Regions from separate parts of the Homo sapiens genome. Here region 1 is linked to region 2. The links are chromatin loops, found by intact Hi-C in ENCODE. Cell type or tissue: Caco-2. All regions are shown on one strand. Links, peaks and the distances in the headings refer to the core of each region. The heading gives the core; the rest is flanking DNA.

Evidence for each region. Peaks named below come from ENCODE experiments on the same cell type or tissue, not always from the same donor. Only the 100,000 strongest peaks of a DNase experiment are listed, where the experiment ranks them.
Region 1: a loop joins it to region 2, with 18 times the contacts of the local background. A loop is called at or near these places in 2 of 110 quality-filtered maps.

What each region holds. Positions count from the first base shown.
Region 1 is chr4:184,829,897-184,845,487 of GRCh38, forward strand. LOC105377587 (a long non-coding RNA gene) reads left to right here. Exons shown (of 3, transcript XR_939564.4): 2 at 1,217-1,539; 3 at 14,226-14,310. MIR3945HG (MIR3945 host gene) reads right to left here. Exons shown (of 3, transcript NR_132989.1): 3 at 13,400-15,029. Among named protein-coding and RNA genes, the nearest start is that of ACSL1, 12 kb to the left of the region's middle. In Caco-2, for the core only: no CTCF peak of the experiment used is centred there; DNase peaks (open chromatin) are centred at 8,565 and 9,075.
Region 2 is chr4:184,929,554-184,945,144 of GRCh38, forward strand. MIR4455 (microRNA 4455) reads right to left here and starts at 8,887; the gene lies at 8,830-8,887. RefSeq lists a silencer at 11,082-11,376. In Caco-2, for the core only: no CTCF peak of the experiment used is centred there; DNase peaks (open chromatin) are centred at 5,618 and 7,858.

The DNA.
Region 1 (15,591 bases), core at 4,819-12,818, 98 kb before region 2:
AGCAACATGGCGAGATCCTGTCTCTACAAAAAATACAAAACTTAGCCCAGCATGGTGGTGTGCACCTGTAGCCTATAGTCCCAGCTACATGGGAGGCTGAGGTGGGAGGATCTCTTGAACCCAGGAGGTCGAGACTGCAGTGAACCGTGATTGCACCATTGCACTTTGGCATGGGCAACAGAGCAAGACCACATCAAAAAAAAAAAAGAAAGAAAGAAAAGAAAAAAAGAATCGAAGTCTTTCTGGGTCAAGCTGATTAGCAGGTTTACAGTGGCCTTGTCTCAAAAGTTCCCACTTGTGATTAGGAACTACAAAGCTGTGATTATTATTAATCTTCTGCACCTATTGCTTTTGAGCATGGCTATCTGAAGTATAGCCACATCAATTAATAATGGCCGATGAGCTTTTAATTACAGACCTCGGTAATTGGCTGGTTAAAGGAAGATTGGCATCAGTAACTGAGTTCTTTTTGTTCAATCCATTTTGGGACTGCAACTATATTAGGCATACATCCATGCCCCCATGAAACTGTAAGGGACTGGAAGGAGGCAGTGTGTCCCGTGAATCCTCATGAACCATCCCAGTCTTTCTTACTCCCCTGCACGTCCTCTTCATTTACACAGAGTAGGTATTCAATTGTTGAGTTGGACACATTTTTCTAACTACTCGATGTCAACCAAGGGTAGATCCACGTTTGGAGCCTTAAACTTACACAGTTTAGGGAACCTCTATAAGAAAATTACAAATACAAAGTTGGATACAAAAGTGAATGTTTCCTTTAGAATTAGAACAGAAATCACAGTAAACTACAAATTTTAAAAGTTTGGGCTTTCTAGGGCCTCCGGCAGTAGGGAAGGGAAAAAATGTTGCCCACATAATTGCAATCATAAATTTCACAAAATCCAGAAAAAAATCACCTAAAAATTTTATTAATTCTTTTTTCCTACCACTCTAATAAGTTTTTTTCCTGTGTTTTGGGCTGTGTACTAATGAATGTTTTCTTCATGCGACATTTTAAATAAACTTTATAAAACAGTTTTTGATGTATAGAAAAATTGCCAAGTTCCATAAACCCCCCACCCAATTTCCACTGATTAACATCTTAGATTAACATTTGTGATGATGACTGAGCCAATATTGACACATTATTATAACCAAAGCCCATCCATTGTTCAGATTTCATCCGTTTTTACCCAGCGTCCTTTTTCTGTCCCAGGATATCAACCAGGATATGGCATTGCATTGGATCCCAACCAGGATATGACGTTACATTGGATCCCAACCAGGATATGGCATTGCACTGGATCCCAACCAGGATATGGCATTGCACTGGATCCCAACCAGGATATGGCATTGCGTTGGATCCCAACCAGGTTATGGCATTACATTGGATCCCAACCAGGTTATGGCATTGCATTGGATCCCAACCAGGATATGACATTGCATTTACTCATCACGCCTCCTTAGGTTCCTCTTGGCTGTGACGGTTTCTCAGACTATCCTTGTTTTTTAGGACCTTGACAGTTTTGAGGCATACTGGTGAGTGTTTTGTAAAACATACTTCTATTGGGAGTTGTCTGATGTTTTTCTTACGATTAGACTGGGGTTATAGGTTTTTAGGAGGAAGGCCACATGTGACATTTTTATAATATAATTTTCTACAGGAAGAAAATTCGGACTTTTCTCTACCATGATTGATGGGCTTTTCTTACATTGTTAGTTTTGATTCAAAATCAAAACTATGTGGATGGGTACCAAATTCATTGCTTTTCATTTTAAATGAATGCTGATTGGAAAAATTTTCAGTGGTAAACCTACCGGCTATGTCCATTTCACTCCGTGTTTCTCTTCCCCTGCCCATCTCCTAAGATGCCTTAGGAGAGGGGAAATATGATCTCTGGCCTTGAACCTCCTGCCAGGATGCTAGATAAGTTGACAGAGAGGGTGGAGAAATATACCTGAAGGCATTCCTGTGCGGAGAAAGCTAGAGCTATACATGCAAGTCCCTGTGAATTCCGTAACTACATCTCCCCAGACCCAAAGAAATGTATGTTCAGCTCCAGCTCTTGTTAGCTGGGTTCCAAAGATGACCTTGGTCACTTCAGCACCATAATGGGATGAGGTGGTGACAGAAGAGACTTTGCATAGAGTGCACCAACTGTGCTATGTGCTGTATCAACTGATTGCAGCTACGTGGTCTTACTTTTGCAAATTTTGTGGAAACATTTAACCATGTGACTAGGTTGCCAGAGCCCCTCCCGAGGTCTCACAAGGGGCTTCTATAAATGAGAAGCCCTAAAAATCAAGCTATGTGAGCCTCGCAATGAATCTACTCCCGTTGGCAATGCTTTTTGCACCGTTATGATGCCACTGCTTGGACTTGCTAGTTCAACTCTCCTGGGCTTCAGCGGTAGTGAAGAAGAAGCATTTCCACCAGGCCGACACTGTTCTAACACTACTGATAATTATCCTGTGGTCTTCAGTGGCCCTAATGAAGTCATAGTCCCTTTCTCCACACCCCTTTTAGTTTTAACATGCACTTGATCCACTGGCTTCATCCACTCCATGTGGGAGAACAATCCACAGCTGCTTAGGCCGCAGCTGCCCAGGGTTTCCCCTCTCTTTTCTGGGTTGGAGGACTCCAGCTCTCCCAGACTCACTGCTCAGGCCTTCTCCTGGCATTGCAGTTCTGCCCCAACACAGAGCTGACAAACCAGGGCGTCTAGACCCCACCCTGCGTCCCCACAGCACTCTATTTTTTTGTTCTTGGAAGTGATATGAAGATCTTATGTAGTCAATGTCAAAAAGAAATGATAATTACTTCATTTTTCCCACTCAACTGGCCACTTATTCCCAACTAGTAAAATTCAACCTCTGCAAGGGTTTCTAAGGCACCCTTCATAACCTGACCCTGCTTTCCCCGCCAACAAGTTCATATCATTTTCCTCTCCAGCTATCTGTAGTCAAGAGTAAAAAGTCTGGAGTCACACAGGTTGGAACCAATTCCACTACTCACTAGTTCAGACCCAAGGCAAGTAACTGTCAAATCCCTGTCTTTCTTATCTGCTGAGTGAATATAATACTGTATTGCATCAAATCTAAATCATCAATTGTAAGATGCACTATTAATTTATGTAGCCCTGATAAAGAAAAGAATTTCTGCTGATTTTAATTGCAAAACATTGTCCTTTGGAAGATGCACCCTCTATCAATTCGCTTTTGCTGTATGACAAATCACACCAAAACTTAATGGCTTAACACCACAATCATTCATTAGCTCATCATTCTGTGGGTCGGCACTTGGGCTAGGTTCAGCTGGGTGGTTCCCCTGCTGGTCTCTCTTAGGCTCAGTCCTGCAGCCACCAATAGCTGGTGGATCAGCTGGGGCCAGATGCTCTGGGATAGCCTCATTTACATGTCTGATGGTTGGCTGACAATTTGCTGAGGCTCCTCAGTTCTTCACATGGCCACCCTAGCAAACTAGCTCAAGCGTGTTCAAATAGTAGTGTCACGGCTACAAGCACAGCAAAGGGGACAAGCCTCAGGGCATAAATGCTTTTCAAACCCCTTGCATCATGTTTGCGTGCTTGAATCCAGGCAGTCTGGTTCCAGACCCTCGACTCTTAACCTGCAGAGAGTTCCGTCTTACTGGAGAGGGGAATGAGAGCAGGGATGGGTCCCGTTGGCTAAAGCAAGCCACATGACCAAGTCAAGACTCAGTATGGGAAAGAGCTACTGAAGCACATGGGTACGAGGAGGAGAATTTTGCTGGTTATTTTGCAATCTACCCACATCCTGACTGTGTACATAAAAAAGTCTGAAGAAATTTGTACTAAGAGTGCACAAGTACTAAGAGTAGTAGTGCTTGCCTCAAAGAGTTGAGTAGTAGGGCTCTGTGAGATAATGTCAGTAATATCACTTAGTACAGTGCGTGGCCCCTGGTCAATGTTCTGTACGTACTATTACTATCACATTTGTGTCCGTGCTTCTTTCTACCAGAAAGCTGGTAAATTCATGTTTATCCTCCCAATCCTAACTCAGACATCACTTTCCCTAGGACACACACACAATTTGTTGCTCCCAGAGCTGTGCCACCCTGTACTTTACACACATTGCCTTTGTTGCAGCAGGTTGTCATTCTTGTGCTTCTGTGGGCCTGGCTTTGGGCTTTTTGGTAGCAGATATTCTGTGTCTAGACACCTTCCATCCCCAATACAGTGCCTGGCACTTGATATGTGTTTATTTAATTGAAGTGACATGTTACTTCCAATAGAACTTCTTCTCATTCCCCTGGGTATCATCTTCCTTTCCTCTGGGGATGCTCCCACAGCACCCTACCATCTTTCTAGTGTAGGACTTGTGACACTGAGCTGTGATGACTTGTTTGCGTAACATGCACACATAAAGAATTTTCCTTATTTCTTTATATTACACAGAGCTCCCCAGTACCATGACTAGCGGTAGCAGCAAATACTCTATAAATACCTGTTACATTTATTTATTTATTTATTTATTTATTTATTTATTTTTGAGACCGAGTCTCACTCTGTCACCCAGGCTGGAGTGAAGTGGTGCAATCTCAGCTCACTGCAACCTCCACCTCCCGGTTCAAGTGATTCTCGTGCCTCAGCCTCCCGAGTAGTTAGGATTACAGGCACCTGCCACCAGGACCAGCTAATTTTTGTATTTTTAATGGAGACAGTGTTTCACCACGTTGACTGGGCTGGTCTCAAACTCCTGACCTCAGGTGGTCTGCTCACCTTGGCCTCCCAAAGTGCTGGGATTATAGGCATGAGCCACTGCGCCTGGCCAACACCTGTTAAATTTAGAAAACAGAGTTTTCAATCTCTGTCTTACACCCAAGAAGGCCTGTGGCCCAGAGATCCGGAGTAAAATTAGATTCAGTATTTAATCCATCAATAGCTCGTTCTTACTGCATCCCTAGGGTATGAACTCTGCTGACTTTTCTCTCCTCTTTAGATCACAACCCAGTGACATCACCACTACACAGAGAATCATTGCAGGCCCTATCCATGTCTCCGTGGTCTCTCTGATCCCCCACCCCCACCCCAACACACACACCACGCGCGCTCACAAACGTCAGTATTTTATGTGAGTAGAGTGTGTCTATAAATACCATGGACAGTGGATGGGACTTGGATCAGGTCTTTTGTCACCCTATGATACCCTATGGGGGCAGGACCCCAGGACCCCATAGAGTTGGTATATTGGCTCGGAGGGATGTTGAAACTGTGAGTGGAACAACATACCACCATCCTCCACTTCCATTTGCACCCTCTACTTCTCTCCTGCAGCAGGCTGACGCCGGCCCAGAGCCTGCATACAGCCACAAGCTCACTTCTCAGCCTTTTGGAGGCCATGCACCACCTTGGGAATGCAATGGAAGATTCAGACCCTCCTCATAAACGTTTCCCACATGCTTTCTATGGGTTCCCTGGGGTCCCCAGTTAAGAGCCCTGGTGGAATAGAAAGGGCACTGGATTTGTACTTGCAGAGATCTAAGTTCAAGGTCTGATTCTACCTCTCACTAATTCTGTGGCTGATCTCTCTGAGCCTCAATTTCTACATCTGAAAATGAGGTATAGCCAGCACTGCAGGTTGTAAGGGGCCTGCTACGTGATAGGTCCTCAGTTTTGCCTTCCCCGTCTAAGCCTCCTAGGTACCTGGTTACCATTTGCAAGAGCCTGGAGCTAACAGGTGGAAGTTTCATTCCAAGTTCAGGTCTTCATGCAATCACGTGAAACCATTTACTGAGCATTTATTATGTGCTAGCCACAGTGGTAGGTGCTGGAGTATGCAAGTGTGTGTTTATACCTGGCTGTGAAAGGTATACAGAGGTGAACATAATATGAGACCTCAGGGAGCTGGTAGTATGATGACCTAGTGCCCATCTATCCACAGAATGCAATTTGCCTAAAACGTTTAGCACAAAATGTTTTACCTGATTAACCCACTACAAAGACATCTTATTATTGATACCTCCAGCGTTTCGGCTATGGGATCAAAGTCTGGCCTATGTTTGACACCCGTATATCTCTGTGAAAATACATTGTCTTCCTCGAGTCTATTAAATTCAATGCCAAGAGCCTCCATTAGGGATATTCTTGTGTAGTCAAAATTGAGTGAGATGTCTTTGGCATGAATATATTGAATGTACAGCTTTTGAAATTAGTTCACTATGGTAAATATCAATGTTTTCACTGACTGAATAAAATTGATTATAATATTGCACTCTACACAGCTAAAGATTATTAACTTTTGGGGAAATGATTTTTTATCATGGCTAAAAATCCATTTTTAAGATGCTTGTCAGGCTGTTCTTTTCAGCATAGTTCTCAATTGAAAATGTAGACAGCTCATGGCATTGTGGGCATTTGTGCTCACTGCTGAACACATTTGAATACCTCTGCTCTCACAGTCTTTTCTTCAAGTCAAACAGTCTACCAGAATGCACTAAGCTCCCATTTTGCCAAGAAGCTGGCTGTTTGAGAATAATCTGGAGAGATTCCTAAAGACTTTGATAAGTGTAATTTTTTGAAAGCTCTGTCTCTCTGGTGTCATTCCTACTGAGGCTGCTCATGTCATTCAGGTTCCATAATTTGGATGTTAAATGAAAAAAAAATGAAGCACAGTGGTCTAGTTTACAATTTAGGTTAATTGGCCTACTTCAATGTATCTCATTTTCAAGTATTTTCACCTTTACTATGAACTCCTACTTACTGAGCACCTACTATTTTGTACAGTTCTGGGCCAGGAACTGCTGTGAGTATGAGACACCTGCCTTCTCGATTGTAAGCAACAGAAATCCACCATGAGCAATATGAGTAGATATAGAATTCACTGAAAGGAAATTGGAGACTTTCAGAGACTGAAAGACCTGAGCTGGTGTGTGGTCCAAGAAGCAGGAAGAAGAACCACAGCCATCTCTTAACAAGAACAGGCTGCTCAGAAGCCTGCCGGCCAACACAGCCACAGTAACTGCTACCAGGCTGGGTCCACTGCAGGCCACAGCTGCTGCACAAGGAGGTTCCAGCCCTCCTTTTATCTTTGCCGCACGCACCCGGGAGTCAGAATTCTAGGCAAGAGCTCCTGGTTGCCAGTCTTTGGTCCTGCGCCTGTGCCCTGGCTGCTGGGTGTGGAGTGAGGAAAAGGATGCCTTTGCTTTGTTGTCTGTAGTTGCAGAGAGGGTGACATGACCCCTCCAAGTAGGAAGAGGTTATTAAATACTGGATAGTAAAATATGACAAAGCTCCACCACATTCTTTGTTCAATGATAAGACAAGTACTAGCATTAGAATTAGTTTAGACAAAGGGAATTAAATTTTTTTTTTTGAGTCTCGCTCTGTTACCCAGGCTGGAGTGCAGTGGTGCGATCTCAGCTCACTGCAACCTCTGCCTCCCCAGTTCAAGCGATTCTCCTGCCTCAGCCTCCCGAGTAGCTGGGATGACAGACGCATGCCACAATACCCATCTAATTTTTGTATTTTTAGTAGAGACAGGGTTTCACCATGTTGGCCAGGCTGGTTGGTCTCAAACGCCCGACCTCAAGTGGTCTGCCCACCTCGGCCTCCCAAAGTGTTGGGATTACAGGCGTGAGCCACTACGCCCAGTGGGAATTAATTATTTACTGGAGAAATAATGGTAGGCCTTCAAAATAAAATTTTGAAGGAGGAATGGGTAAGAATTACCATGCAGATAATGATAAGCCCAGGCATAAATGTGGATGTATACAGAGGCCCAGATATATGAGACAGCATAGAGGGTGAGGTTGGAGGAGTAAAGAAAGGAGACAGGGCAGAATTGGCTGCCCTTCTCAGCCAGCTTAGACCATTGGACAGTGGTACGGAGACACACTGAGCAGTTTTAGACAGAGGCAGGTCACATTTACCTTTTAGAAAGCTCACCTTGGTCCCTGTACGGAGAGTGGATGGCAAGAACTGGTGTGGGTTGCGGTAAGCCAGGCTCGGGGAGACCAGGTTTTCTCATTCTGGCTTTTTCTCCAATTAGCTATGTGATCTGGTCTCCAACTTGATCTTAACCTGTCTCATTATTTTCATCTTCTAAAGTGCTTTGATTGGAAAAGACAATTCTAATGTGGTCCATTCTACCCTCAAAGTTTAGACTTTGTTACTGTAAAGGCAAATTGGAGTATGATTATTAAAAAAACTTAAGTTGCAGGATAAATTATTTGAACTACTTGTTTACTTATTCAACAAATATTTTTATTTTTATTTTATTTTATTTTTAGAAACAGGGTCTCACTCTGTCACAGGCTGGAGTACAGTGTCGTGATCATAACTCACTACCGCATTTAACTCCTGGGTTCGAGCAATCCTCCCACTTCGACCTCCCAAGCAGTTGGGATGACAGGCGCATGCCACCACATCCTGCCAAGTTAATTTTTTTTGGTAGGGGTGGGTAGAGACAAGGGTCTTGCTTTCTTGTTCAGGCTGGCCTCCAACTCCTGGCCTCAAGTGATCCTCCCGCTTAGGTGTCTCAAAGCACTAGGATTACAGGCATGAGCCACTGCGCTGGCCTCAACAAATATTTACTGACTATTATTTATGTCTCAAAACACTAGGATTACAGGCATGAGCCACTGCGCTGGCCTCAACAAATATTTACTGACTATTATTTATGTCTCAAACACTGTTCTAGGCTTCAGAGGATTAGCAGTAAATAAGAAAAGTCCTTACCACTATGTGAGGTCTTTTGAATGAGAACTAGATTCTAGCAAGAGGAGTGGGGGGCAGTCAACAATAAAGAAACGACTGTCTAATGATATAAGGTGGTGGTATGTGCTATAAAGAACAAAGCAGGTTGGGGGGATTTGGAAGTGACTGGAGAGAGGCAACTCTTCATAGGCTGGCAGGGCGGCCTCTCAAAGAAGTGAAAGAGATTTTAAACAGAGATTCAAATGAAGGGAGGAATCAAATGAAGATAGGCAGGAAGAATTTTCCAAGCAGAAAGATCAAAGAAATGGCAAGTGGGAAGGTCTCCAGGCATGTGAGGGGAAGAGCAGGCAGGTCAGTGAGGGCGGAGCACAGAAGAGGGAAAAGCAAATACAAAGGCTCCGAGTCATGTTGAAGAGAAGACAAGAATATCTACATGACGTCATGGAGGGGCCAGAAAAGGGTGACGAGAGATGACTTCAGAGAAGTGGCCAGGGACCAACCTTCATTCATGGATTGTTGATTGTTTCATTCTTTCAGTGCAAGAGGCACTGTGCTAGGATCTGGGAATGCAACCATGAACTGGCCATGCCTTCAAGGAGCTGAAACCCCTTCCAAGGGGCTCAGAAGACATCAAACGTGTCTTTTTTTTTTTTTTTTTTTTTTTTTTTTAAGACAGAATCTCGCTCTGTTACCCAGGCTAGGGTGCAATGGCGTGGTCTCAGCTCACTGCAACCTCCGCCTCTCGGGTTTAAGCAATTCTCCTGCCTCAGCCCCCCAAGTAGCTGGGATTACAGGCACGTACCAGCACACCTGGCTAATTTTTGTATTTTTAATAGAGATGGGGTTTCACTATGTTGGCCAGCCTGGTCTTGAACTCCTGACCTTGTGATCTGCCCGCCTCGGCCTCCCAAAGTGCTGAGATTACAGGTGTGAGACACCACGCCTGGCCAAAAGACGTCAAACGTATCTTCTCTCGTCAATCTTTCTTTCCATGTCTCCATAGCTTGCCAACTCTCCTGCAGTCACACTTTTCTGGCCCATTGAGCTTTTGCTAAGGATGTTGGCTTTGCCTGGGTTTGCCCTTGTTATCACCTCATACAGCTAAATCTTCCTTAGCCTGTAAGATTCAGCTCAAATGCCAGTTCCTTGAGGAAGTTTCTAATACCCCAGACTGCGAGAAGTCTCTACTGCTCTATGTCACTCACCCATTTATCTGTCCATCTGTCTATTCAGCCATCCTTCCATCCATCCATCACCTTCATTGATCTTTTCCCCTCCAGTCAGTAACAGGCCTGTCCTGGGTACCACTGATGCCACAGTGGACAAAATACAATCTTGCCTTTGAGTAAGTCAGAAAGCAATGGCAAAGTCAGACAAGAAAATGAACTTGAAATATAGGGAAATATTACAGTGAATTATTGTTTAACGGGCACTGCTGTTTGTTCAATGTCATATGGAGCACAATAAATAATAACGAAAAGTGAAATATCAAATCCTGACTTTAAGCATGGCTCCTGTTTTACAAATGGAGTTTGTAAATAATTTTTCAATGTATAGGATAGATATTAAATATTGGCTTATCAAAGATTTAATATACAGTCTAAATGGTAGAAATTCAACTGGACAATTTGCTATGATGACAACAGTAAAATAATTGTCTCATCTTCTCCTTTATGGCTTTCACTGACATAATGTAGTCAATTCCTCCAACAGTAAATTTCTTTTTCTTTTTCTTTTTTTTTTGAGACAGAGTTCTACTCTGTCACCCAGGCTAGAGTGCAGTGGCACGATCTCAGCTCACTGCAACCTCTGCCTCCCAGGTTCAAGTGATTTTCGTGCCTCAGCCTCCCGAGCAGCTGGGATCATAGGCACGTGCCACCACGCCGGCTAACTTTTGTGTTTTTAGTGGAGACGGGATTTGGCCATGTTGGCCAGGCTGGTCTCGAACTCCTGACCTCAAGTGATCCACCCACCTCGGCCTCACAAAGTGCTAGGATTACAGGCGTGAGCCATCATGCCCAGCCCAAATAGTAAATTTCTATGTAGATAAAGTAATTAATCAAAAATTGGTATGAAACACTCTACCAACTAAAAATCTGTAGGAGAACCCTCCTCAAGGCATTTATATTATATAATTGTGGGGATAAGACTCAGAAATGAAAAAGTAATTTCATTTGTGAAATGCATTTTTAAAAAGGCAGTAGAGGATAAGAACCAAATGAATGGTATATAGGAAGTCAGTGATATGAACTCACAGAAGTATTGAGGAGGGAGGCTTTGAATTGGTCCTTTCGTGATGAGCAAAATTCAGAGGATAAAGTAAGTGGAGGAAAAACTTCACATTGGGGAAATAATGAAAGCAAAGGCCTGATTGAGAGCTGGTGAAGGGCTGAAAATCATACAGAAGAGTGTGGAGTTCGTTGGAATTTATGAAGTTGGTGCTAAGTTGTCTTGTTTACCATTATCCCCAGCACCTAGCATATAGCTTGGCATAGCTATGTGTTGGATGAATGGATTTTTAAAAAATGAATGAATAAGCCATAGGGAGCTACTGCAGATTCTTATTTACAATGACTTAAAGAAAATGGTGCTTATGGGAGATTAACCTGGCAGCAGTGATCATGATGAGCTGGACTGAATAGAGAAGACAGTGAAGAAAGGACCACCTCCTGGGAGGTCACATGAAGTATGGATATATGGATCTGCTCCAGATGGTGCCTTCAGGTTTAAGAAACAGTTGAAGGAACACATAAGAGTCACCAATGGAGATGAGTGGTCAGGCAGAAGGAGGAGTCAAAGATGACTGGAAGAATGGCGGTGTGTTTATGGGGTCTATTGAGTTGTAAGAGAGGAGGGTGTTTCAGGAGGATTGCCATAGGAGAAGGTGACATTTAGGGGCAGGAAGAGGGAGGGCATGAAGGTGTGGAGTCCTTAGTCTAATTGCAGAGAGGAGCATCAGAGTCGTCTGCTCTTGTGGGCAAAGGCCTCACGTGAAACATTCAGGCTCCTAGTCCTCCGTCTTCTTGTAAGCTAAGTTAATTTCCTCTGCAATTCTGTAGCAATACAAACTCATTAAATAACCAAATCAGGAAAGTGTGTCTGTGAGGTAGTTCCATCATCTTTGATTTCTCCTTCGTTTTTCTGTGATCCTGCAGAAGGCTATTTTTTGTTTTGTATGTTCTAAGTAGGGATGAGGGTTCTGCTTTGCTTGCTTCTGAACTGGAGAATGCTGTTGGGGAGGTCCCCAAAGGCAGCAGGAAAAGCCCTGGGGTGGAAAGTGATGCTTGCTGTCGTTATTGTACCCGCTATTGTACCCACCCTGTGGGGAAGGCTATGCAGCCAATGAATGGTCTAGTCAAAGCCTGGGCATGCCTGTCTCTGGACCCCACATCTGTGGAGGGCTTTATAAAGAGGGTAAATTTCTGTCTGGACCAGCCAAGTGAAGACTTGCCCGAAGGCAGGTGTATATTTAGAGGACTGCCTCCAGCTGTTTCCCTCCCACAGTGGTGTCTCTGTGGAAGTGCATCTGTTACATGCGGATCAAAGTCATCTTGCCATGCAGTTCATAGCATCCATGCTTTTGTCTTTATCAGAAAGGTAATAACGGCTTACAGAATTCTGATAGTGGTGGCAGCATCACCTGGACAGTCAGAAATAATGCACGTGAGAGATGAAGGGGGCTTATCCCTAGGTGATAACAGTGACAGTGGAAAAAGTGGATGTAGTAGCAATGGATGTTGCAATGGGACTGTTTCTTTTCTTTTCTTTTCTCTTTTCTTTTCTTTTCTTTCTTCTTCTTCTTCTTCTTTTTTAAGACAGAGTCTCACTCTGTCACCCAGGCTGGAGTGCAGTAGCATGATCTCGGCTCACTGCAACCTCCGCCTCCTGGGTTCAAGTGATTCTCGTGCCTCAGCCTCCCGAGTAGCTGGGATTTCAGGCACATGCCACCATGCCCAGCTCATTTTTTTGTATTTTAGTAGAGACAGGGTTTCACCATGTTGACCAGGCTGGTCTCGAACTCCTGATCTCAAGCGATCCACCTGCCTCGGCCTCCCAAAGTGCTGGGATTACAGGCATGAGCAATAGGACTGTTTCTTGAATGGATGGGATTGGGTGGTGGTGATCATGGGGGAAGAAGAGTAGGAAACTAGAGGACTCAAGAATGACTTCTAGGTATTTGCCCTGAAAAAAAACAGATGGATCATGGCGCCATCTATTAAGATGAAAAAGACTTAGGTAGGAGCCAGTTTGCGGGGAAAATAAAAAATTCTGCTTTGGAGATGTGAAGTTTGAGATGTCTATTACTCATCTAAGTGGAGTTTGCAAGTAGGCAGTCAGATATACATCTCAGGGGAGTTCAGGGCTGAAGATTCAAATTTGGGAGATGGATTTTTGTAAATCTCCCACCTCCTTCTCAGGCATTAGTTTAAGATAAGGAGAGGGTAGAACTGCTCCTTGACTTACCAGAAATGAGGAGCAGATGCTATTTGTTCACTTGTACTTTTGTCCATCCCTCAAATATTTATGGAGTACTTTCAGTGCTAGGTACTGTGCTGACTTTTATGGACTGGATGAGCAGATACAGGTACAGACACCGCTCTCATTGAGTTTGACATCCAGGGCTGTGCAGTAGAAAGTGAGCCTACTACGTAAGCTGAATTTTCTAATGGCCATGTTGAAAAGGTCAAAAGAAAGAGATGAAGTTAATTTTAATAATCTATTTTATTTAACCCAGTATATCAAAAATTAGTATCATTTCAACATGTAATCAATATAAAATTACTGAGATATTTTATGTTCTTTTTCTCATACTGTCTTCAAAATCTGTTGTGTCTCTTACACACAGCACATCTCAATTCAGACTTAGCCGCATTTCAAGTGCTCGATAGCCTGGATCTAGAAGATGCTGTAGAACTTGGCTCCCTGATGTCTAAACCCCTCCCTTCTCTCCTGCCCATTGGTGATCTCCAGACCTTCGGGGACTGTTGGGAGCTCCAGTGTGCTGTAAAATAGTGAGGTGTAAACCTTGGGCACACAGCCCCAGAGCAGAACCCCAGTCCACCTTGCCCAAAGTGCCAGCAATGGCAGCCTGATGATAGAGGTGCCATCATCACACAGATCAGTATCCAGCTGTTCCTAGCCACACCTGGATTAATTAGTGACCACTGGAAGATAATTGCTGTGTTTTAAAACTGAGAGCATTGCCACCATGTACCATGGTAAATATATTTGTTAACAAGATAAAAAAAATGTTTTTTAGTAAAAGCAACTTCAATCCTGGTGTCTCCCCCGACAACTCCCCTTGTCCTGTTTTCCTGGCACTGGGTGCTGACTACTAGGCAGCACTTCTTCTCTGAATCCCACCGCCTGGGCACAGGAGAGATCAGAATGTGTTTGGTGAATGAACGAGCTCAAGAATGGGAGGCTTACTCTGTGACTTGCGGGAGGAGAATGTGTGGGATTTTTGACATTGGTTCCTTCTTCAGATGACAGATACAGACAATGACGAATGCTCTCTCTTCTTATCAGGAGAGCTCAACGTGGGCGTTTCTTTCTGTAACAAGTATGCATCATGGCTGGCTGACTCCTCCCCATAACAAGCAGTTTAAAGGTGAACGGAAATGGATCTTGGCGATAGCAGCTTTTGGAAGCCTAGGCGCGGCACAGAAGGTCAGACAGGAATGGCTTGTCTTCCACTACAACATGGGGCTTCATCGGAAGCACCGCTGCTGAGGAACAACCACCTCCTCCTGACCATCGCAAGCTGCCCAGGAAGACATGCTCATAGCAGTGTCCGTTTCCCTGCCTAACTTTCCACCAGAAGATTCCTTCATGTCTACGGGCGGACCCAGGCCGATCTTGGAATGCATGTTTAAGTTTGTCTGACCTTTCTATCTTTTGCCTTCCTCTTCACTAGAGAACCTGAGCACTAGGTTCTCCTGTATTATTTATTTTATCTTATTCTTTTCTTTTTTTTTTTTTTTTTTTGAGGCAGGGCCTTGCTCTGTCACTGAGGCTGAAATGCAATGGTGTGGTCATAGCTCACTCCTCGGCTCAAGTGATCCTCCAGCCTCAGCCTCTAGAGTAGCTGGTATTACAAATGTGCAGCACCACAGCCAGCTAATTTCTTTTCTTTCTTTCTTTCTTTCTTTTTTTTTTTTGTAGAGATGGGAGTCTTGCTGTATTGCCTACGTTGGTCTCCAACTCCTGGGCTCAAGTGATCCTCTTGCCTCAGCCTCCCAAAGTGGTGGGATCACAGGTGTGAGCCACCACATCTGGGTAGATTCTTCTTTAGGTTCCTGAGCCTGGAGAGATGGCCTGCAGGGGCATCTGCTGCAAAGGAATGAGATAAGCTGTGATAATCTGGGTCCTCCAAGAAGCAGAAGCCATAGATTTTATCAGGGAGCTGGAAAAAAGTGGGATGACCATTAGACTGCAGTGCAAGTCTGACTCCAAATGAAGGAGAGGAAAGGTTGTATGGAGGCCTCCTTGGCTCTAGGGAAAGTTCAGCAAGGCAGAAGAGAAGTGCTGAGACAACATTCTAGGCAGAGGAGCCCCATGTCTCTCAGGAAGGGGGCTGCCTAGTGCCCCTGCCATGCCCCATCACGGGTGGGGAGCAGCCCATGGAAAGGGGGGGTCTCAGCACAGGCCAGGATGGATTCAGAGCATGGAGTGGCAGCTGGTGCCCTGGGCCAGATGCGCTCCCAGCTGGAGGCACTTTCTCACAACTGCTGTGTAGGCCTGGGTCCACGTTGTTTCATGAGGAAAAGCCATGCGGGTGCTGCCTGGCACATATGTAGAGCAAGTGCCATATGACACGGTGGAAGGTGCCCTGGAATTGGCATCAATGTCCCAGGTCAAGTCCCTGATCCGTCACTTATTATTAGTTCATGAT
Region 2 (15,591 bases), core at 3,629-11,628:
TTGCTGCTCACACAAAAATCCAGCCACTGAATCCAAAGACTGAAACACACCTAGATCCGGGTGGGGGAGCCGGACCCTCAGTACCATACAAAGATGCAACAACCTCACTCTGGGGGAGAAGTTAATCTCTTGAACTCCTGTGCTCAAGCGATCCTCCTGCCTCAGCCTCCCAAAGGGCTAGGATTACAGGCATACGGCACCATGCCCGACAAAAAGCTAATCTCGAAATGCTGCTATTTCACACCTCAGTGGCACTTTGTAGAGGTGGCGAGAAGTAACCGTGTCTGCCCACACACATCACCAGTGGGCAGATGGGAGGCCTTAGTCTATTTTTTCACTTCTACATCCATTAGTCTTTCAAGAGTTGAAAATTTCTCCGTAACTGCTTATTCTTAGTGATCTTGCCACAGAAGGGTCATTTGTATCGTATTCTTTTGACAGAAAGACACATCTCAGTTCCCTAAAATAGCATCAGCTTTCATCATTCTTGCAGACTGGGCTTCTTGGAACACTGGCTTCACTTTACAGTGCATGAGCTGGGGGCTCAGCAGGCACTTTTCCAAGATGCTAGAATCTGTGATTACTAGGGCAGGGGTGGCTGTGGGACCCCCTCCTGAATAAGCCCATAGTGGTCAAGCAGGCCCTGGTTGGAGGGCTTCCCTAGGAAGTTGGTGTGGCTCTCAGGATGACTCAGGTTGGGGCTGGCCTCCCTGGGTACTCCTTGGACCTGGAAGGACTCTATATAAAGGAACTGCCTGTGAGCCAAGCAACATCTAGACTTATGTTGCCCAGGCTGGTCTTGAACTCCTGGGCTCAAGCAATCCTCACACTTAGGCCTCCCAAAGTACTGGAATTACAGTGCAATTTTGTTGCATGTATATATTGTATAGTGGTGAAGTCTTGGTTTTTAGTGTATCCATCATGGGAATAATGTACATTGCACCCATTAAGTAATTTCTCATCAACCTCCCTGCTTGTGCCCCTACCCAAGTCTTCAGTGTCTATCATTCCACACTCTCTTCCATGTGTGCACGTTATTTAGCTCCCACTTACAGGTGAGAATATACAGTTTTTGACTTTCTGTTTCTGAGTTGTTTCACTTTAGATAATGGCCTCCAGTTCCATCCATGTTGCTACAAAAGGATGGAATTTTATTTTATTTATTTATTTATTTATTTATTTATTTGAGATGGAGTCTCACTCTGTTACTCAGGCTAGAGTGCAATGGCGCAATCTCAGCTCACTGCAACCTCTGCCTCCCAGGTTCAAGCGATTCTCCTGCCTCAGCCTCCTGAGTAGCTGGGATTACAGGCATGCGCCATCTTGTCCAGCTGATTTTTGTGTTTTTGTAGAAACAGGGTTTCTCCGTGTTGGCCAGGATGGTCTCGAACTCCTGGCCTCAGGTGATCCACCCACCTCGGCCTCCCAAAGTGCTGGGATTACAGGAGGTGTGAGCCACCGCGCCTGGCTGATTTTATTCTTTTCTATGACTGAATGGTATTCCATTGCATATATACAGACTACATTTTCTTTATCCAGTCTTGCAATGATGGACACTAAGGTAGGTTCCATATCTTTGTTACTGTGAATAGTGCTGCAATTCATAAATGTACAAGTGTCTTTTTTATATAATAATTTATTTGTCTTTGAGTTGATACCCAGTAGTGAGATTGCTGGATGGAATGGTAGATCTATTTTTAGTCTTTTGAGATATCTCTGTACTGTTTTTCATAAAAGTTGTACTAATTTATATTCCCAGCAAATGTATAAGCATTCCCTTTCTCCCCATCCTTACCAACGTCTGTTATTTTTTGACTTTTTAACACCCCTACTGACTGGTGTAAGATGATATTTCATGATGGTTTTAATTTGCACTTCTCTGATGATTAGCGAACTTGTGCACGTTTTCATATGCTTGTTGGCCATTTTTGCATGTCTTCTTTTGAAAAATGTTAATTTATGCCCTTTGCCCACTTTTTAATGGGATTATTTGTTTTTGAGTTCCTTGTAAATTCCAGATAGTGGTTCTTGGTTGGATGTATAGTTTGCAGGTATTTTGTCCCATTCTGCAGGCTGTCTGTTCAGTCTGTTGTTTATTATTATTATTACTATTATTTGCTGTGCAGAAGGTTTTCAGTTAAGTCCCATTTGTCTATTTTGTTGTTGTTGTTGTTGCTTGTGCTTTTGAGGTCTTAGTTATGAATTCTTTGCCTAGATCAATGTCCAAACGAGTTTTCCCTAGGTTTTCTCCTAGTATTTTAATAGTTTCAGGTCTTACATTTAAGTCTTTAATCCATCTCTTTTTTTTTTTTCTTTTGAGATGGAGTCTTGCTCTGTCGCCCAGGCTAGAGTGCAGTGGTGCGATCTCCACTCACTGCAACCTCTGCCTCCCGGGTTCAGCGATTCAAGGAAAGTTATTTTGTTATAAGCTGGGACTTAATGTGTATTAAATAATAGAGTTAACCACCTTCACAGAATGAGACACCAAGCACTGTGGGGCAGGAAAGTAGAAGAGACCCATGAGGGACTATTCCCATAGTTGTCTATTCACACAGACAACTATGTTTAAATAAGCTGTTGAATTGCTAGTTGCTTTTTACCTCAGACAAAAATACTGATACATGAAGTCAACTAGAATTAGGGCAGGAAAACGAGGGTCCCCATGTGATCACTCCAGTGCACCCCTTCACCTTCTATGACAAGGGTGGGATGGGACTGTTGTAGCCTCTGCTGCCTTGGGAGAAGGGGTCTCCCTCCCCCAGGAAAGGTCACTTGCCCCCAGAGGAAACCACCATAGTGTTCAATATCAGCAATTGTAAGGAACTGTGGCTTCACCTAAAGAAATCTCTACCCGCAGTGCCACCCTGCCCCGTGCCGCACAGCTGCAGCCCATCCAGCCCAGCCGCAGAGCCTTCCCTAGGGAAATCCGGCCCCTTCTCTAATGCCAAAGAATTCTCTAATGCCCTGTCTCTTATGCCTTCCCCTGGAGTCTGCTGACTGCAGCTGGGGCTTTGCCGTCCTATTGCTGTGCTTTGGCTGTCTGGCTTCTGCTGGCTTTGAGAGGGCTGGGAGGAGCCCAGGTTCTGTAAGAGAAGAGGGGAGAGAGCGAGCCTGTGGAGGCTTTATCTCCACACCATCTCCCCACTTACAACCAGCTGCTGGTAGCCTCTGGAATTTACCTAAGAATAACTTACCCTCACCTCATTACCACGAATACTACCTTCCAAAAACCAAATTGTTTAGTGTCCCATGAGAAAGGTGATTTTTACCTACTCTGCCCATTTTTATTTCAAAAGACACTCCTCTCCCTCCAATTATTGGAGAATACTTCTGTCTGAGCCATATGGAGAGATAGCCCCCACCCTAAATCATTTATCCCCATGAGGAAATGAGAAGTGAGGGCAAATTGTCTCTGTTTATCTCACCCCACAGAATTTTCTGTTTGTGTCCGGTATCCAGCACAGCCCCCAGGCCCCTTAGTTTTGAGGGTTTTTTTTGTTTTGTTTTGTTTTTTCTCCCGACAGAGTCTGGCTTTGTCGCCCAGGTTGGAGTGTAGTGGCATGATCTTGGCTCACTGCAGCCTCCGCCTCCCGGGTTCAAGCAATTCTCCTGCCTCAGCCTCCTGAGTATCTGGGACTACAGGTGCGGGCCACCACACCCAGCTAATTTTTGTATTTTTAGTAGAGACGGAGTTTCACCATATTGGTCAGGCTGGTCTTGAACTCCTGACCTTGTGATCTGCCCACCTCGGCCTCCCAAAGTGCTGGGATTACAGGTGTGAGCCAAGGCACCTGGCCATAGTTTTGAGTTCTTGATGCAGGCCCTGATCTGTCCTGTCTGCAGGATGTGTGGCTGCCTGACTTCAGATTCTCTCTGGGTTCTGGTACCTCTTAGCTCTATCCCAACTGAGGTTTCTCCTTGGTGATGCTGTGAGCTCTACCAGTCTCCTCAGGGACCAGCCTGGAAGTGGTACCACGTGGAGCAGTTCTCAGATGGGAATAAGGGCAGGGAAAGGCCAGCAGCCCCCTGGACCCAGATTCAGAAGAACCCCTGCTGATTCTCTGTTTTGTGTTTTTTAGAGACAGGGTTTTGCTATGCTGCTCAGGCTGGAGTGCAGTGGTGAGATCACATCTCACTGGATCTCCCAGGCTCAAGCAGTCCTCCCACCTCAGCCTCCTGAGTAGCTGGGAACACAGGTGCATGCCATCACACCTGGCAGTTTCCTTTTATAACAGATGAATTCCTCTGTAAAGTCCTCAAAACATCAAGCATTTCCAGTGCTCTTGGAATGAAATTCAAGGAATATAAATTATATTCACACAGTGCCTCTAGAATACACATTTTGTGTGAAGTTAGAAGAAAAATTGCTTTTTTATTTAAAGTAAATTATAATGAACTAGATCAGCTTTTTTTTTTTTTTCTCACTCAGCCTACAAACTAGTTGACAGCAGTGATTATCCGTTGTTGAAAACAGCAGACAACTGTCTTGATGACTTCCATTTTCAGGTTTCTGAGGCTGGGGTGGGGGCGGTTGCGGGGAGAGGCAACTCCTCAGAATCTTTATTAGATTCTCTGCTAAGTAATAATACAAACATGAAGTAGGGAAATCAAGGTAATATCCCTTCAAAGTGAGGTTTCTTTTTTCTTATTTCAAATTTATCCTGATAAATGCAAATTAAAACAAGGAGATACCTCTTTACACCTAGCGGAATGTCTAAAAACAAAAACAAAACCCCTGACATTACCAAGTGCTGGTACAGATGGGAAGCAGCTAAGTAAAACCCTCACACATTGCTGGGGAGTGCAAATAGTGCAACCAGTTTGGAAAACAGCTTAGTGGTTTCTTTTAAAGATAAACATTCACTTTTCATATGACTCAGCCATTCCTCTCCTAGGTATCACCCAAGAGAAATGAAAATGTATGTTTCCATAAAAATCTGTATGCAAATATTTATAGCAGCTTTATTCATAATTGCCAAACACTGGAAGCAATCCAACTGTCCATTAACAGGTGAATGTGAAATCGAACTGGAAAATACATACAATGAGATATACCCAGTAATAAAGAGGGATGAACTAGGAATACATACAGCAACTTCTCAAGGGTGTTACACTAAGTGAAATCAACAAATCTCAAAGGTTGCATATTGTGTGATTCCACTTAGGTAACATTTTTGAATTGGAGAACAGATTAGTGATTTCCAGGGACTATAAGTGGCGGGGAAGGAAGGAGTAGAGAGACTACAGAGGCGACGCACGGGGTAGATGTCAGTGGTGGTGGAGGCGGTTCTGATACTGGTTGAGGTGGGGTTATGGGAACGTGCACATGTGATAAAATGGCAAACATGATATTGTTGGGGCTCAGAAAACGGCACCCCAAAGGGAGACCTCAGAAGCAGCTCTCTCTCACCTTCTCCGGTCTTCCTGTCACTGGCCCCTGATTCTCCCCTGAAGCTAGTCATGGAAACTAGAATCCCTCCTACCCAAGTGGCCTTTCTGTGTAAAAACTGGACATAAGGAAATTATCTGACCCACCTTGTTTGACTTTAGGTCATGAGAACCCCATTCCAGAGAGGGCCCTGCCCCACACCCAGAAAGAAAGAATGCTGCCCAGAGAGGCCAAGAAGAATCCGGACAGACAGGCCTCGCCGGGTTTCCCTACTCAGTCTCTCAGCATTAGATGTTACCCTTTTTGTCCAATAGTATCTCTACACGGCTGCCCATACCTAAGCATAAAAATGGATGGTTTCCCCTGTATCTTTGAGCTCTTATGTCACATAAAACTCTGATTAAATAAATGTGCATGCCTTTCCTCCTTTTTTTTTTTTTTTTTGAGACGGAGTCCCACTCTGTTGCTCAGGCTGGAGTGCAGTGGTCCCGTCTTGGCTCACTGCAACCTCCGCCTCCCAGGCTCAAGCAATTCTCCTGCCTCAGCCTCTCCAGTAGCTGGGATTACAGATACGCGCCACCACGCCTGGCTAATTTTTGTATTTTTCGTAGAGACGGGATTCCACCATAGTTGGCCAGGCTGGTCTCAAACTCCTGGGCTCAAGCGATCCACCCGCCTCAGCTTCCCAAAGTGCTGGGATTACAAGTGTGAGCCACCATAATCCCTTTTCTCCTATTAATCTGCCTTCTGTCAGTTGATTTTCAGCAAACATTCAGAGGGCAAAGCGGCAGTTTTCCCTCCACTCCTACAATGTCAGCATCAATGTCCTGCTCCTGATGGCATGCTGTAATTGTATAAGATGTAGCCATTGGAGGAAACTGGCTGAAGGGTACAAGGGACCACTTGGTATTGTCTTTGCAGCTTCCTCTGACTCTATAATTACCTCAAAATTAAAAGCTTATATATATGATAATAAAGTTATATATCATGTATATGTTACATATACATATAAGCACACACAAACATGCATGTATATACACACATGCATTCATAAACATATTGTTGTAGGAGTTACTAAGAAATTATTTTAGGCAGATAGAGAGGAGAAGGGGTCCTTGGGAAGTTTTCATTTCTTTTAAAGCACCTCCAAAAACGTTTCTTGTCTAGCAGAAAAGCTCCGGCTCTTAGAGCTGAGCTGGCAACCTTTAGTATGCAAACGCCAGCCATTAGAAACTGGATCCACCCAACATGGCGATTCCCATCATTGTCCTCTTGCCCTTGCCCCACACGTTCCTGGCAACATGGCTGCCCCCACATATCCCCAAGTATGTAGAACATCATGGCACCCTGCATTTGCATATTAAAAGACTAGGGTGGGAGGGTCAGTTTTTTTCGAGGGCTACATGAATGACTTACCTGGTCAAACCAATCCCCTGAGCCCTGTGCAAATCAAACACCATCTCCTCCAGCCTCTTCATATAGCTGGCTGGTATCCTGGCATGTGGGGTCTCCTCTTTCAGCTTTGGAGCCCCCCTCCCTCTGTCTCTGTATGGAGGAGCTTCTTCCTTCTGACTTCTCCCATCTTTCTTGCCTATTAAACTCTCTGCTCCTTAAAATCACACCAGGTGTGTCCGTGTCGTTTTTTCCAATTCAACTCGAGAGGAAGAACCTGGTATTCCTCCATTCATCAGAGCTGTATCAATATGATACGATAATATGGGTGAATCTCAAATATATTATGCTAAGTGAAAGAAGCTAGGCACAAGAGGCTACATCCCAAATTACTTCATTTATATGACACTCTGGAAAAGGTCGGACTAGGGACAGAGGATGGATCAGTGGTTCCCAGGGATTCCAGGTGGGGCAGCACGAGGGTGTATAGGATGATAGAGCTGTCCTGTATCCTCTCTGTGGTGGTAATTACTTGAATCTATGTATGTGTTAAAACTTGAAGAACTGTGCACCAAAAAGAGTGAATTTTACTATACATACATTTAAAAGTAAACTTTAAAAAGTGGCTTGTCAGCAATGCACAGAACAGCTCATTTCTATTGCAACAAACTATTGTGATTACTTTTGTATAAGTTACACATTTGGTCTTCACAATTTGAACCCCAATTGTGACACTATGCAAAGGGGGAAAAGTTCCCTGAGATTGTGTGATCAGTAAAAGATTATATTTACATTTAAATATCTTCAGTGTTTTTGACTTTAGCAAGACAAATGAGAATCTTTGATGGTGTTTGGTTTGTTGACCAGCCAGTTCAAATTACAGCTGGGTGGTTACCAAAGCTGGACAGATTACAGTATGGAATTAAAGTCTGAACAGAGTATGGGAATGCTAGCTTGAAACAAAAATAGAGTTTTGGGGAAAAAGAGCTTGGGAATTAATTGCATTCCTTGAATTCATTCCTTGGAAGTGTTTCATGCTGGCTCCCACAGTGGCTCAGGTGTACATGCTTTGTTTAGTAGTTGATCCTTTGAGCCATAGGAATTTTGGAATGTAATATGTTTGTTCTCCACCCACCCCGTGCCCATGAATCTCTTTTAGTAGGTTGATTTATTCACTCTTTAACTTCTATTGCACCTGAGTATACCAACAGTAGGATTAGGCTAGAAAGTATGCAGTCATAAGCTGAAATCAACAGGGACAAGTGATTAACAGGTGGACAGTGTTGAGCTTGCCAGGTCACCACTCTCATGGTCAATATTTTCTTTGTGCTATTTTTGGCTTGGTTCCACATCAGAGAGTTCAAACTCTGAAGTTGTAAAGATACTGCTTTTAAGAAAAATCAGCTCATGTCTGGACCTTGATTTAATCGTTTATTCATCTTTTTATAGTACTCTCTGTTCCCAAGATAAGCTACTTTATAAGGCAAAATTTCCACCTCGGCATCATTTCATATAAACATTTAATGCTGAAACTCCAGGTTACATCTGGCGTCTAATGATGAACGCAGACAGATGCTCCTATCCAGCCATGCCCTCTGCCACTCCGCGGGGTGCTGCTTTCCATTTCCTCTCTGTGTCTGTCAGCACCAGGGCCGAGCTTTTCTTCCGGGATAGATGCTGAGCTGACTCTGCACTCAAAGCGCTTCAAATGATGCTGATTGAAATCAGATGCTATAAAATGTTCATCACTTAGTTTCATTTATTAGTTTAGAGTGGCGTGCTATGCAAGCTTTTTGCTGTTTATTTATATTTTTACTTTAACTTTTATTAAAGTAATACAAGCATGAATTTTATAGAGCCAAACAATTCTACAATGTTCATTAACACAAATAGTAGTTGCTCCTTGCCTCTTCTCCAGAAACACCACTTTCAATTATCTTAGCTAATGCTATTGTCAGTAACCTCTACATCTCTAAATAAAATGCTTATATTGCTTTCCTTGATTTTTCAGCTTTATGCATTCATCTATTGGCTTATCCCTTTGCAAATGAAGAATTTGGCTGTCCTTCCTTCTCTTATTCTCAGGAAAAACACACACACCCTTCTCATCTGCTTATCTTTCTAATCTGGTTATATCATAATTTTTGTTAGCTCTTTGTTGAGCATTTATATGATTACAACCATGAAAATACTAAACTAAGCCATGCATCAAACTATAATGACTTTTCCTATCCTAGCCACTCTTTGCTTCCCTGGATTAAAATTTTATTATTATTATTGATGCTTATCACTAATTCAAACACAAACTCACTTAATTATACAAACATCCTCTTAAGACAGTCAGAGCATCACATATCTTATCAATCCAATCTTCACAAAATCTCTCCCAGATTCTCCAACATACTTCAGTCTAGATCGGCAGTCCCCAACCTTTTTGGCACCAGGGACCGGTTTCATGGAAGACAATTTTTCCACAGACAATGGGGGATGGTTTTGGAATGAAACTGGTCCACCCTAGATCATCAGGCATTAGATTCTCATAGGAGCATGCAACCTAGACCACTCGCATGTGCAGTTCAGAGTAGGGTTCATGCCCCTGTGAGAATCTAATGCCACCAGTGATTCGACAGGAGGCTGAGCTCGGGCAGTAATGCTCACTCACCTGTCATCTATCTCCTGCTGTGTGGCCCGGTTCCTAACAGGCCACCGACCAGTACCAGTCCACAGCCCAGGAGTTGGGGACCCCTAGTCTAGACCGTTCTCAACAACTGGGGCCAAACTGTCAACCTGGGACTTCTCCATCTTCCTGGGAATTCCCTTCACTTCTCTCATGTTGGATCTCCTGTTTCCTGTACGTCTTCTTTCCTGATTTACTCCTTTATCTTGGTGAAGCATATCTTTTAGCAACTTCCTACTATGAAGGAATAAAGGTGCATAGGAAATACAATATCTGGAACATTGCCTTTCTAAGATGTCTTTATTCAATCCTCATACTCAATTGATTTTTTTTTTTTTTTTTTTTGAGATAGAGTCTCGCCGTGTCGCCCAGGCTGGAGTGCAATGGCGTGATCTTGGCTTACTACAACCTCCGCCGCCCAGGTTCAAGTGATTCTTGTGCCTCAGCCTCCCAAGTAGCTGGTACTACAGGCGCCCGCCACCAAGCCCGGCTAATTTGTTTGTATTTTTAGTAGAGACAGGGTTTCACCATGTTGGTCAGGCTGGTCTCGAACTCCTGACGTCAGGTGATCCGCCCACATTGGCCTCCCAAAGTGCTAGGATTACAGGTGTAAGCTAACACACCCAGCCCTTAATTGATATTTTGACTATGTATAGAATTCTGGCTGGGTGGGGTGGCTCACACCTGTAATCCCAGCACTTTGGGAGGCCGAGGTGGGCAGATCACGAGGTCAGGAGATCGAGACCATCCTGGCTAACTCGGTGAAACCCCGTCTCTACTAAAAATACAAAAAATTAGCCGGGCGTGGTGGCAGGCGCCTGTGGCCCAACTACTTGGGAGGCTGAGGCAAGAGAATGGCGTGAACCCAGGAGGCGGAGCTTGCAGTGAGCCGAGATCTCACCACTGCACTCCAGCCTGGGCAACAGAGCGAGACTCTGTCTCAACAAACAAACAAACAACAAAAAAAAAGAATTCTAAGATAGTAGTTATTTTTCTTCAAATGTTTGAAGGCCTTGCTGTCTTGTCTTCTAGCCTCTGCCATTACTGTTGAGAAGCCTGATGACATTCTGATTTGATCCTTTGTATCCTTTAATCTTCTCAGATCCTTTCTTTATCCCAGCAGTTCTAAAGTTTCCCAGTGACATGCCTTGATTTATGTCTGTTTTTATCTACCATGCGTCAGTCTAAAAGCTTACATCATTCTTGTCTGGGAAACTGTTCAAATTACTTACCAAAATATTAACGAATGATTTTTTCCTTTCCATTTTTTTCTGTTCTCTTTTTCTGAATCTCCTATTATTTAGATATTGGACCTCCTGGACTAGTCTTCTAATTTTTTAATTTGTTCTTTTTTTTTTTTTTTTTTTGCTCTACTTTTTGGGAGAGTTCTTCAATTTTATCTTTCAATTTATTAAGTAAGCTTTAAACATTTTCTAGAATGGTTCTAAATGTTTAAAGCTCCTCGTTCTTCAAAAGTCTCATTTTTGTGTCATTCTATTGCTGTTCCAAGGGTGAAATATCTCTTCGTGTCTCTTGAGCTAGTACTGGTAAGTTTTTAAAAGAGCTGCTCTGTTTTGTCCACATTGTTTTTTACATTGGTTTGTCTTGGTCTGGATCTTTCACTTAGAATTTTCCTCACGTGGCTCGAATCCATGATCACGTGCTCATAAGAGCAAGAGGAAACTGAGTATGTGGGTCGTTAACAGTGAACTTCACCCTGGGCTGAGCTGGCCGAACTGTTTCACGGGAAACTCATAATCAGTATCTGTAAGATCTTCTTGGGCTGGTCAGATCCCCACAGGACTTTTTTTAGTCTCTTGCCTGGAGGATAATTGCCTGGCTAGGTTGACAGCATTCTGAGCTAAGGAAGACGGAGAGGACTGCAGGTCTCAGAATCCAGTGAGAATCTACTTACCTAGTCTCCCTATTTCTGGGATAGCACCCACTTCCACCTATGCCTACTGTCCCCTAGTCAGAAGACCTGTATTTTCTCTACAGAGAATAAATATCTAATAGTCTGTGAGTAGGGGGAGGGGCAACTGTCTGACTGCACAAATTGGATGAGGTGATGTGGAGGTGAAATTGCCTCTTGTTTTTGAGACAGGGTCTCTCTCTGTCTCCCAGGCTGGAGTAGGGGCTTGATCACAGCTCACTGCAGCCACGACCTCCAGGGCTCAAGCCATCCTCCTGCTTCAGCTTCCTGAGTAGCTGTGACTACAGGCATGTGCCACTATGCCCAACTAACTTAAAAACAAATGTTTTTGTAGAGATGGTGGTCTTGCTATGTTGCCCAGGCTGGTCTCAAACTCCTAGCCTCAAGTGATCCTCCTGCCTCAGCCTCCCAAAACATTGGGATTACAGACATGAGCCATGGTGCCTGGCCCAAATTACTTCCTAAAAACTTTCAACAATTCATTTAGGCCGGGACCCTCAGTGCTACCAATTCACAGCTGTTTAGAGACTCTGGTACAAATTAGCTTTCCTCACTGCTGATTTAAGATTCAGCTTCTTTATGTCTGCTAAGTCAGTTAACAGTCATGTGTATGCTTTCTGGATTCCAAAATTTATTGTCGTTTTCTCCTCTCACATTCTCCCATGCCATTAGAAATCTCCTTTACCATAGTTTTAGAGAGATATCAGGAGAGAGGTATGTTCAACCTGCTATCCTTATCTGGAAGTCACCATGTACTTTTGATGGTGCGTGTGACCTGGAATCTATATAAAGCCCTCCTGGCCTTCACAGAAAGTGCTACCCATCGAGGTCAGAGCTGTTTCTCTAACGCACCGAAGACTACCAGGACACCCGCAGGTAGGGTCTGAAAGCTCTCCACGTGGGACATGGGACCCTGCTTCTCTAGGTACCTGCTTGCCTTCCCTTGCTTGGGGGGCAGTGAGGGTGTGAGTGTGTCTCTGTGTGCTTGCCTGTGCATGTGTGTTTATGCGAGCAATGCTTGCTTAAAGGAAGTAAGGGAAAGTCGTGCATGAGATGATGAAACAGCTGAGAAAACCTTCAACACTGTCTATTTGTGACCCCTGATATTACAATTAAGAAATGAAGACCAGAGCAGGGTCATGACATGCTGGAAGTGTATTCCCAGGAGGGACCCAAAGACAATTTATTTTGCTCTATAAGTATTCACAACGCAAAACCACACAGCAAAATTAATGACAGAATTAGATGACAGCGTCACATCTGTGTCCTTCCCATCACACCCGCTCCCACTGCCTCCACTGTACAGAGGAGATGACCGAGATGCAGAGAGGTTGCAGGCTTTGCCTGCAGCTGTGCAACTAATGTGAATTGCTTAAGAAAAAAAACTAACACAGAAATAACAAAATAATACAGAGTCCTGATGTAGGAAAGAAATGCTGTGTTTACATTGGAATGTAAGCGGAATCCTATTAAAAACTTTAAAAACTGCTGTTTAAAAAAAAAAAAAACTTTCTGACCTTGAACCAATGAAACTTTTTTTGCACCTGAAGAGCAAATCCAAGATAGTAATAAAAATAAAGTATGAAGCATCTTGGTGTGTAGTTTATGACCCTTATCATATTTGCTAGAGAGTTCCCAGATGTGGAGTTTCTGCCTTATAATCCTTCTCGATGTTAAGTCATCCCTCTCCTCCGCTCACTGGTGGCTCCTTCTAAACCACATCTGCTTTTCCAGATGTGGGCTGGGCACACAGAAGCAGAGCACTGAAGATATCGCCTCCTAAACTTAGACCAGAGCCCTTACCTGCCACCTTCTTAGTTCCCTTTGCTCTAGGGCCTGTTACATTCAGCAGTCAAGGATTTCTCAGACACAAAGAGCATCAGGTCTTACAGGATAGCTGGAATGAGCTGTGGTTTCCTCCAGCACCTACCCAAACTGGACAGCTCAGGCAGAGAGTGTTAGTCTATTTGCATTGCTATAAAGGAGTACCAAGGCTAAGAGGATTATTTGGCTTATGGTTCTGCAGGCTGTACAAGAAGCAGGCCCCAGGGTCTGCTTCTGGTGAGGGCCTCAGGAAGCTTCCAAACATGATGGAAGGGGCAGGGGAGCCGGCATGTCATATGGCGAGAGAGGGAGCAAGGGTGGGGAAGGATGCCATACTCTTTTGAACAACCAGATCTTGCTTGAATTAATAAGAGCAAGAACTCATTACCATGGAGAGGGCACCCGGCCATTCACGAGGGATCCGGCCCCATCACCCAACACCTCCCGCTAGGCTCTACCTCCAACATTGGGGGGTCACATTTCAACATGAGATTTTGGGGGACAAATATCCAAACCACATCACAGAGGCATTCTCCGCCAATGCAGGAACCATTTGCAGTAAAATAGCCCAGGAAGGAGGTGACTGCTCCGTCAGCGCCATGATGCCAGGAGTTTTATTTTGCAAGAAGCAGAGTCAAAATAATAGAAAGAATGCGAATTCTTTGCCTAAGACTAGAATGTTGATATTTGGAAGAAAGTTCTTGCATCTGTGGATAAAGCGTGTTTCCCCTTAGACGGATTCAGAAGGAAATCAGACTCAGCCATTGCTGGTGGAGGGAAGATACGCTGTAGTTCGAGTTACCGCTGCTTCCTCCATGCACGGGACCAGGGCACCTAAATGCTTTCAAGGCCAGCAGAAGCCTGTACAGAAGGAAATTCTCATCAACATCTGGCTGAAGCAGGAGGTGGCAGAGTTCACAAGAGCAAGAGAGCGAAGCCTTTTGTGTGGGCCACTCTGCGGGGTCAGCCCTGTTGGCAGAAAATGACTCAGGAACACGGCCTACCCCCAGTAGCTGAGGTCCAGGAGATGCTCAAAGGGCACACACAGGAAGGTTCCAGGAGCTCTTGCTCTTCCAGGGAAAAGGAATGTGAATCAACCCCTTTCTCGAGCAGCCCAGCACAGAGAAAAGAACACAAGCGTGGGAGAGAGCTTTTACATTAGAACAAGAGGCCCGGCTTTGGACATGTTGCGTACATATTGAAAGGGGTACCTCCCACAGAAATGATACACACAGTAGGAGTCACGTTTCCTTGAAACAGAGCCCGAGAATTTTCAGTATTCCCCAAGTTGCAAACACCAGCATGAACACAGTTTTCCCTGTGAAACGTAAAGGTCCAGACCAAGCCATGTTGAGATGTGGGAGCTGGGCGGCGGTTTAACCTCGCTGGGGTGATGGAACTCACTCCCCTACGTTGATCCCATAATGCCCCCAATTCAAGTTTGTCAGTTGAGTCACTGCATTCATAAAATGAATGTTGTTCTTCAGCAGTGAGAAACACAAACCTTAAATACTCAACTGTCAAGAGTCTACTATAACAAAGATTTGTACCTACAAAAATAACCAACCTCCCTCTTCACCAAAGATGGGGGTGACCTGCCAATGCTCTGTGTGCTGACACGATGTTCAGCACAGAATGGCACAGACAGAGAGCACCATGCAGAGCCAAGACAAGTGCTGGGGCAAACCTCAGACAGCTTATCTTTTCATTCTCTTAGTGGAGCAGAAATTTTTAATTTTGATGAAGTCCGATTTATCAACTTGTCTTTTATGGATTGTATTTTTGGTACAAAATCTAGGAAATCCTTTCTTAAACCAAGCTCACAAAGGTTTTATCCTATATTTTCATCTAGAAGTTTTTTTTTCTTTTTTTTTTTTTAAAGACAATCTCGCTCTGTCGCCCAGGCTGGAGTGCAGTGGTCCGATTTTGGCTCATTGCAACCTCTGCTTCCCGGGTTCAAGTGATTCTCCTGCCTCAGCCTCCTGAGTAGCTGGGATTACAGGTACCTGCCACCATGCCCATCTAATTTTTGTATTCTTCATAGAGATGGAGTTTTGCCATGTTGGCCAGTTTGGTCTGGAACTCCTGGCTTCAGGTGATCCACCTGCCTTGGCCTCCCAAAGTGTTGGGATTACAGGCATGAGCCACCGCACCTGGCCATGTCTAGAAGTTTTACAGTTTTAGGTTTTACATTTACAGCTATCATCCATTTTGAATATATTGTTGTATATTTATAATGTAGGAGTTCAAATTCATCTCATCCCATGTAGATATCATTATCCCAGCACCATTTGTTGAAAAAACTATCCTTTCTTCATTGAATTTCCTTTGTACCTTTGCCAAAAAGTCAGTTGTCCATATATGTGTTGGTCTATT